Linked DNA regions of Homo sapiens: all the other regions are linked to region 3. The links are chromatin contacts, found by Hi-C or POLR2A ChIA-PET in ENCODE. All regions are on one chromosome and are shown on one strand. Each heading gives the region's core, a stretch centred on a gene start or an enhancer-like site at or near the end of the contact. The rest is flanking DNA. Distances are from core to core; before and after follow the strand shown.

Region 1 (2,700 bases), core at 66-2,565, 46 kb before region 3:
AAAAACACCAGGAACATCAACAAAAGCTTTTTTTAACCTTTATTCTCATTTTCCTTGAAACTACCAGGTTTCAAGTACCCACCTGTAAGGACCAGGTGTGTACCTACAGAAGAGTGCCCCTGTCCTATTCTTAGGAAGAACTATTCGCCAAGGGCAAGGAGTCCAGAAGAGTTGGAGCTGCAAGGCTGGGCAGCCCCTTCAAGGGCTGGGCCTGGCAGGGGAACCCGACTGAATAGCCGCGAGGATCCCTCTGCCAGTGTAATGATTCACCTTTTCCGCTGTCTGCCATAGTTTTTCTGCACGAGATAGTGTCCCCCACACACACCGTTAATATCTGCTTGATGCAACAATGCCAGTGGGATGCAACGATTCAAAACTTCCAATTCCTCCTCCCTAGACCCTGAAGCCACGGGGCGTCTTCAGAGTGACGTGCCTGGCACACAGTAGGTACTTGACAGATGTCAACTCCCTTCTTCCCGTTCCTCATTCCCCCCGCGGACTCCAACCCTCAAACGCTCTCTGGGCATTCTCTCCACCTCTCAGGAGCGCCACTTTCCCTAAAACGGCCTGGCCTTGCGGGTCTCCCCAGCTCCACGCCCATTCGCTTCAGCAGCCGCCTGCTCAAGGCCTGCTAAGTGCAGGGTCCCGCGGGCCTCCCAGGCCCTGAGCGCAGGGTCGCTTCCCGAAGACCCGCAGAGGTGGCCGCACCTTCTTAAGGCAGGAAGGCGGGGGAGAGCTGCGTGCGCTCTGCTCGCCCCTGCCTTGCACGCTGAGCTCTAGCGCAGGAGCCCGACTTTGTCTGGCTTTGTCCCCTCCGCGGCCCCGAGGCTGTCCTGAGAGCGCGGCGCCCCACACACCTGCTGCCCGCAAGGAGTCGGCGGGAGAGGAGGAGCGAGGGAGGCGAGAGGACCCCTCCCCCGGCTTGCCGGCCTACCCTGATCCGGGCGCCCCGGGGAACGCGCGGCGGGACCCGGGGTTGGGTGCGGGTCGGGGCGGCACCGCCCGGCCCAGGCCCCCCGAGCCCCTCGCGCTCCCTCCGGAAGGCGGGTCCTGGGGGAGGGCTGGGCCGCGCCGCCTCGCCGCCCTTGCCGCCTCTGCCGCGCCGAGCCCCGCGCACGCTGCCCCGGCCGCCCCGCAGGCAGGCAGGCAGGCAGGCAGGCAGGCGTCCGGCCGGCCGGGAGGGGGTGCTCGCCGTCCCGCGCCCGGGCCCGCGCGTTGCCGGGCAGCGGCTCCGAGGCTCCGAAGGGGGCGGAGCGGCAAGGCGGGCGTGCGGCTGGCGCCCCTGTCCTCGGTTCCGGCCCGGCCCGCCCCCGCCTCTCCGGCCTCCCTCCGCGCCGGTGCGCGGCGCCCCGTCCCAGCCGCAGCCGCAGCGGCCGCCCCTCCCGGACCCGAGAGCCGCTGAGCCGCGAGGCCGGGCCGGGGCGCCGGCCGGGAATGCCGGGGGCGCGGCGCCGACGCCGAGGCGCGGCCATGGAGGGGAAGCCCCGCGCCGGGGTCGCGCTGGCCCCGGGGCCGAGCGGCCGACGGCCTTCCGCCCGCTGCGCCCGCCGCCGCCGCCCGGGGCTGCTGCTTCCTGGCCTCTGGCTGCTGCTGCTGGCCCGGCCGGCCTCGTGCGCCCCAGGTAAGCTCCGCCGAGACCCTCGGAACGCGGCCGCGACCCCGCCTGCCTTTATCGCTGCTGTTTTCAAAACCCCGGCTTTCCCCGCCCATCCTCTTTTATTCTCCAGCTCCCTCGCCGTCCTTTCTGGAAGATGCTTTGCCATTCTTCTGGGGCCCAACAAATAAAGGCACGGGGGAAATAAATAATTAAAACGAACAAGCGAGCGGCTTCTGGCCGGTCTTGCTAAGGGGTCTGCAAAGCTGTTCTCTTGTCCATGGAACCCGAAGCGGGTCTGGTGGCTTCATCTCAGAATGTGCCTGGTTTTTCCTGCAGAATGCAGGCACCGGCGTGCTTTTTTGTCAAGGCTGTATGATGTGGCATATCGAATGTTTTGAGATACTTTATTGTCGGGGCGAAGAGGTGGATTCGAGGTGTGCTTTAAAAGAGTATTGCATTACCGGGACAAGCCCAGCGTCCCCCAGATGCGGGCAGGCCGGCCGTGTCCCCCCGTACAGCAGGACACAAAGAACATTCAAAGAAAACCTCTTGGAAAGCGCCCTGGCCACGGATCTTTCCAGGGAAATAGCTATTGGTATTACTTCTGCAAGGCATTATTAGTACAATGGAGTGTGAAAATATTTTGATTCTTAAGTGTCTGGGCATGAAAGGAGTAAGGGCTGTTTTTATAACAGATGCAATTTAGTGACTGTTCATCAGTATGGAATGAAGAGGCATGATTTATGAAGAAGCATAAGGGTTTTGTTGTGGAAGAAATGATTTAATTCCTATTGCTTCTCCAAAATGTTTATTTGTCCACCCTGAGCCTGTACACAGGATGGTCTGGAAACCGTCTCTGAGCTGACACTGCAGGCCAGCGATTGCCCCTGCACAGGCACTTGACCACTTTGAGGCGGAAAAGGAAAGGTGGAAGGAGCAGCTAGGGGTGGAGAGCTGCTGCACACAGAACAAAAACCAGAAAGCCGTGAACGCTGCTCCGAATCCTCCTTTCTCGTGGGAGCAGGGCCAAAGGGCTACTCAGTGGCTGGGAGGAATTGGAACACATTTGAAGGTGTCCCTTGGACCTGTGAGAATTATAACCA
Region 2 (2,700 bases), core at 184-2,683, 45 kb after region 3:
ACAGCGTCTCTTGGGGTCAAAATGGAATATTCCCCAAGCTTTCTCCTTCTCTCACTTTTACTTCCTAAACATTTTCAAGTCCCAGATGTGGCTGTAAATCAAATGGACAGAGTTTCAGATGGAACTTCCAGCCCTTAGAGCTGCTCTTTTTCCTTCAGGGCTGCAAAGACCTGCCCATACATCCTGACAACAGGTTTACAGAAAAGGTCCTGCAGGGAGGATTCCCCAAAAGAATAACTGTCTTCTGACACTGTTAGGAGGGCAAAGCCTTGCCAGTGTTGCAGAAGCTCAGTCGTGTTTTGCTGGCACAGGAACCCACCCTATAGATTTTGTCGTGTGTTTAAAATGGGAAAATGATCTCTTCATTTAGTTTAAAAACAAATGTCTTTAGTTCATACGTGTTTCTTTTAAGGTCATGTGGCCATAGCAAAGGGCCTCTAGCCTCGTCCTCAGGGTAATGTGCAGAGATGTCACCCTCCCCTATGACTTCAAGAGCTCTGTCTCCTGCTCATGTGGCTGTTGTCTCTCTCTCCGTTCTGCTCTCCCCACCTCCTGATGCGCCTCACCATACTCTCGGAAATCCTTCAGCAAATCCCAGAGCTGCAAACATCTGGAAACAATAAATCTGCTGACCTAAAATCTGCACCCCCCTTCCCCTCGTAACGAGAAGGAAACCTCTTCAGATTGTCTGGGAGTAGATTAATTTTGAAATATGATAGGAGGGAGAGGCCATTCTGTCTTGTTTTGAGGCACAGCCTTTGCTTATTTTCAGTAATAAAGAAGAAAACCCCATGCTTTCTTTTATCTGTATTCTCTATCTGTAGACTCAAGTCATCATTTGTTACTGTTGCCTAAAAAACTCCAGCCCGGATCCTCTTCATCATGAATGGCATTGGCTGGATGCCACTGGCCTCATGGAAACTTATTCCTTCTGATGGGGGATAGTCCACACCTCGTTACTGGTGTCAGACCAGAGCTCCTGACTGCCCTTGGTTGCTTCTAAAGGGCAGCACTTTGGGCAACCGGCTGGAGCTGCCTCAGGCACTGGGTGTCACTCACCAAACATTGAGCATTTGCTGTGAGCCACACCAGATCCGGCTCAGTTACCAACACAAATAGCACGCGATCTCTGCATTCCAGGGCTTTAGCAAGGGAGAAGGACGAGCCATCCGAAAGCAGACATCCAGGAGTATAAGGATGTCTGGAGAACACAGAGGAGGGGGGCACCCCATTTGCAGTGGTGGGGTACTTCTACCTTCTTCAAGGAGGTGACACCAGGGCTGAAGCTTCACGGTGGAGATGAAGGCGGGCCCAGTGGGGGAGCGGAGGGCAGCTCAGGAAGCTAGAGCAAAGGTCATAAAAAAGGGCACAGCCGAAAGCCAGGTGGCAGAGAGCCAGGCCCTGGGGGGTTTTCAGGACATAGAAGGGATTGCAAATTATGCTGTAAGCAGTGGGCAAGCATTGAAAGGTTTTCAGCAGGGAGAGCAGCTTGAACACATTTGCTTTTGGAACGATCCCTTTGGGAGGCAGTATGGACAGTGAATTGAAAAGAGGCTCTGTGAGCATATCGTTCCATCTCAGCCAAGGTCAGCTCATTCCCTATGGTTGCTGTTTGATTCTCTGCAAAGGTCGCCTGTCACACCTAACGTGTAGGTGGTCTCAGTTCACCCACAGCTGGCTGACCGTGCCGGGTGTCACCTGTGGGTGGGAGAATCTGGGAGCCCTGCTCTCCCAAACTCCGGGACCACAGGGTTACGGGAGTGCCCGTGTGGGGCTGCACTGAAGACAAACAGATGGCAATAACTTTGCCTTGTCTCCACTTCCTAAATGGAAGCAGCATGGTGGTTGTGGTGACGTTTCACAAATGACATCAATCAGGTAATAAATGCTTTCAATGGCACTCGCTACATGATGGCAAATTTTTGTTCAGACACTTTTGGGATTTGCTCTGTGTTTCTATTGTCATCTCAACTCCTTCCCAGGGGCTCAGGCTAACCCGAATACTGTGGGCTTCACTGCGTTTTGTGCCACCTGGGCTGTACTGTATTTATGGCCCACGTGTTCACATTCATCAGGCGTCTCTCTCATTACTTGGCTGACCTGCCCACCAGTCAGTCTCCTGGGCTTGTTGGTGACGTATTCCGGTGGGGCACAGACACTGTGGCCTGTTCCCTCTGTGATATGTTAAAGAGAGAAAGAACAAAAGAGCCATCCTTCTTCAGAAATAACTCGGTCCTAATATGAATATTGAACACTCTCATTAATCTTGATTCTTCTTTTATAAAATACTGATTAAACCTATGCTGCATGTGGGAGGGAGCTGGAGACATTGTATACCAGCCAGACTGAACTCTAGGTTCTATTTTAAAAGAAGTGGAGAAACTAGAAAAAGTGATCTGGCAAGTAGAGATGAGACAAAAGAAGGTAATTATCTAAGGGAGGAGGGGCAGTGTTCCCTCTAGGTTTTCCTTCTGTGTGTAGATGGCTTTTGTTTTGTGCATAATACGCACAGACTGGTTGCCAAATTTCTATTGGTATAGAAGGTGATGACTCACTCAGTTTGTGAGAAGTGCAAGGATCTAATGGATGTATTTAAAGACTTTGGTCAGAATCAACAGTAAGCCAAGAGGACTTGTATATTTCATTTATGACACGTGCCGTTTTCTTGGTTACCCAGAAAAAAACCAGTCAGTTTGGTAC
Region 3 (2,700 bases), core at 144-2,643:
GTTTGATTGTTTCTTTCCTTTTAGATGAACTTCATATATACAGAATTGATTGATCAGCTCTGCACGTTAGAAAACTCCAGATGGATTGGAGGGGATAGAGGAGGCTGCAGAGCTTAGGGTGGGTTATGGCTCGTAGAGAGAGACCACAGCCCTGACTGATTACCATGGCTAGGAACACACACCTCTAATCAGGGCCGGGGCAGTTACAGGGTTTCTTAGCATACCTTCCCTTGGCCCACAGTACCAGCGTTTGGGGGGTGTGTTTGTGTGGGGGTGGGGGGGGTCACACATCTCTAGTTCTCTAGTGACACTGTTTGGACAAGGTGGGAACTTGTCATGCTGGAAGTGCTGCCACCCTTTGCATATGGGGCTTAAGACACCACCCAGGAAACAGAAGCCATTTGAAAGGATGTTTGTGGATGCTGTGGCCTCTCCTGGTTCCCAAACCAAACCCAGAGTGAGCGAAGAAGCAGGCAATGTCCATGGACTCAGAACATCTCTGCTTCCTGCACTTCAGTGTCCTGGAAAGCCTGTCTCTCACAGAAGTTGTGCGAGGCAGGGCTCTGAGCGGGTCATTGTAAGGCCTAAATTAATTGGTGGCGGTGGGAAGGAAGATGTGTGAGGGTCCACAGTGCTGGCAGGACCTGGCTTACAGGCACGAGCTATTAAGTGGCATATGGGGGAGGGTCAGGGTTTTTTTAGGAGCCTGTTGGATACTCAAGTGGAATTGCCTAGTGGACAGTTGTAACTGTGACTTAGAATCACCTTTGACTTTTTGTTCTGTCTTCCCCATCCATTCCACTGGCTGCTGAATTTGATCATCTTTTTTACCTTAGTGCAGTCTCTCTGACATGGAACTTCTTTTCTGTTCCCTTCACCGTCCTGATCACACTCCTTGCCACATCAACCATGCATATCTGTGTGTATGATGGAGCACTATTTTATGCTTCTTTCCGCTCTGCCAGATTGATTTTTCTGCAGGATAACTTTGGTCAAAAAGCTGCTCTGCTCAAAATATCCTATTCCTTCCTATTGTCTGCCAACATTCTCACACTCTTGGGCCAACTTTTCTAGTATTATTCTCTCCAACCACTGCAGACACATCCCACTTTGTCCAGACATGGTGCCTTTGTCCTTGCTGCTGCTTCCAGCCGGCGTGACCCCTCTCTCTCTTAAGCCTCCTGATCCCTTGATATAAAATAAAAGCTTAATTTAGAGCCGAATTAAGGCATTGAGCCTGCCACATAAGCTGTTTACTGTTTGTTGGAATTAATACCCCCCAGGGAGGCAGTGGTGTCTCCTGGCAGCTTGGACGTCGGTGTGGATGTTCATTGCTGCTGGCTCCTGCTGTTGGGAGGGAAGGTGCCTGCTCATGCTTAGTCATGGGATGTCGTGTGCCACTCCTGCTCTGAGTGTAATAGGAGACAGAAGATTATCTGGAAGCTGATGGTGTCCTTTTCCCTGTTGTTACAGGACTGTGTTTTAAATTAAATTATTTTAGAAACAGATGGCTGACAGAAATTTTTTTGCCTTTGTTGTTAGTGAATTGAGTAGTTTAGTTTGTTTTGGTTACTCAAAGTGCTGACAGTCTTGCTTTCTAGGTTGGTGAAAGAGGATTGCATTTTATTTAGGAAAGAATAAAGCAAAACAAAGCAAAACAGAATATCTTTTGGTAAATACTCTGGACCTTGCCTTCAATTAAACCAACATTTTAATATCCTTAGCTCCTCAAATGAGAAAGTCATGCACAGAAATAGAGTCCCCAAACCCCACCATGAAGCCTAAACTGATGTTTTAGCTAGAATAGTTGAATTTTTAAAAGCCTTGCAGTATTAGTATTTCAGTATTGTTTGGTTGCAGTCATTGTTTTCTGAAGTTCCACATGAGTTCTCTTTATGTTTGGGTGAGGTCACTAATTGTTATCTGTGTTCCATCTTTAGAGGAGGAAATGGAAGGGGTGACTAATTACGAGGGATTTCTCCGGGGGGCACTGAGCAAGTTGGAGATAGAACAGCGCCCAGTTCTGTTTTCTGTGGAATGTTCTGGAGACTTTGGCCCCATTATCCCTCTCTGGATGGGATTGTATTTTGCCAGTGCTGAAGAGCTGTGCTTTTTATGAGCTGGTGTTTTTCCAGCTAAACCTGAAGCTGCCCACTGCCGGTATCATGGCCATTCATCATTTGGGGGCTCCCCTTTCTCTTTCTGGGGAACCCCTTATGGTTTGAGGGTTAGAGAAAACCTCATAGCATATACATAGGGTCCTATTTTCCTTCCACTTGGGAAGTCAGATCTCAACACCCATTTTTCAGGTAGTGATTTTCAGGGACCACGTATCTTGTTAGAGGATGAAGGACCTGAGACCCAGGAATGTGAAATGGCTCCTCCAGGTGGGCGGGGATGCGGCCCGAGGCCTGCAAGCTCTCATCTCCGGCACTCTCTATTATTACACTATGGTGTCTCTTATTTGAGTCAGGAATCAAAGATGTGACATATGGCAATTCAAACATCACGAATTCTCCGCTCTCTTGGTGTACTCCGCCCCATCCCTCAACCACTCCCTATTTTCAGTGGATGTTCTGGACTTGTTTTTTTTTTTTTTTTTAGTAGCAAATACTGTATTCAGAGAGGCCCTCTAACCAGAATTCCCACCAATTCTCACAAGTAAATCTGTAAAGTTTCCTGGTCTCTGGACTCACTCTC

What was found. A loop is a pair of places that touch in the nucleus more often than their neighbours do. ChIA-PET counts read pairs that join two places held with the same protein, here RNA polymerase II (POLR2A). Pooled maps may share reads with other maps.
Region 1: a loop to region 3 is called in a map of PC-3, with 6 times the contacts of the local background. The contact joins the promoter of KIAA1549 here to the enhancer-like site in region 3. A Hi-C loop is called at or near these places in 5 of 168 maps with a recorded cell type or tissue (IMR-90, PC-3, PC-9 and 2 more), 7 of 37 single-sample maps with no recorded cell type and 8 of 50 pooled maps. POLR2A ChIA-PET finds 5 or more read pairs at or near these places in 6 of 52 experiments (CD8-positive, alpha-beta T cell, H1, PC-3 and 3 more).
Region 2: a loop to region 3 is called in a map of PC-3, with 7 times the contacts of the local background. The contact joins two enhancer-like sites. A Hi-C loop is called at or near these places in 6 of 168 maps with a recorded cell type or tissue (Calu3, PC-3, PC-9 and 3 more), 3 of 37 single-sample maps with no recorded cell type and 14 of 50 pooled maps. POLR2A ChIA-PET finds 5 or more read pairs at or near these places in 6 of 52 experiments (HepG2, MCF 10A, PC-3 and 3 more).

Annotation. Positions count from the first base shown.
Region 1 is chr7:138,980,004-138,982,703 of GRCh38, reverse strand. KIAA1549 reads left to right here and starts at 1,315. Exons shown (of 20, transcript NM_001164665.2): 1 at 1,315-1,621. The coding sequence starts at 1,435. RefSeq lists enhancers at 538-887, 1,510-2,396 and silencers at 868-997, 1,018-1,397, 1,438-1,567, 2,407-2,700.
Region 2 is chr7:138,889,589-138,892,288 of GRCh38, reverse strand. All of the region lies in intron 10 of KIAA1549, which reads left to right. Among named protein-coding and RNA genes, the nearest start is that of KIAA1549, 90 kb to the left of the region's middle. Within about 2 kb of position 1,433, at least 7 of the 41 ENCODE cell types and tissues checked have a DNase peak (open chromatin) inside an H3K27ac peak, as active enhancers do; they include PC-3 and PC-9, where a contact is called at or near this core.
Region 3 is chr7:138,934,309-138,937,008 of GRCh38, reverse strand. The region is part of intron 1 of KIAA1549; the gene reads left to right. Among named protein-coding and RNA genes, the nearest start is that of KIAA1549, 46 kb to the left of the region's middle. Within about 2 kb of position 1,393, at least 10 of the 41 ENCODE cell types and tissues checked have a DNase peak (open chromatin) inside an H3K27ac peak, as active enhancers do; they include PC-3, PC-9 and endothelial cell of umbilical vein, where a contact is called at or near this core.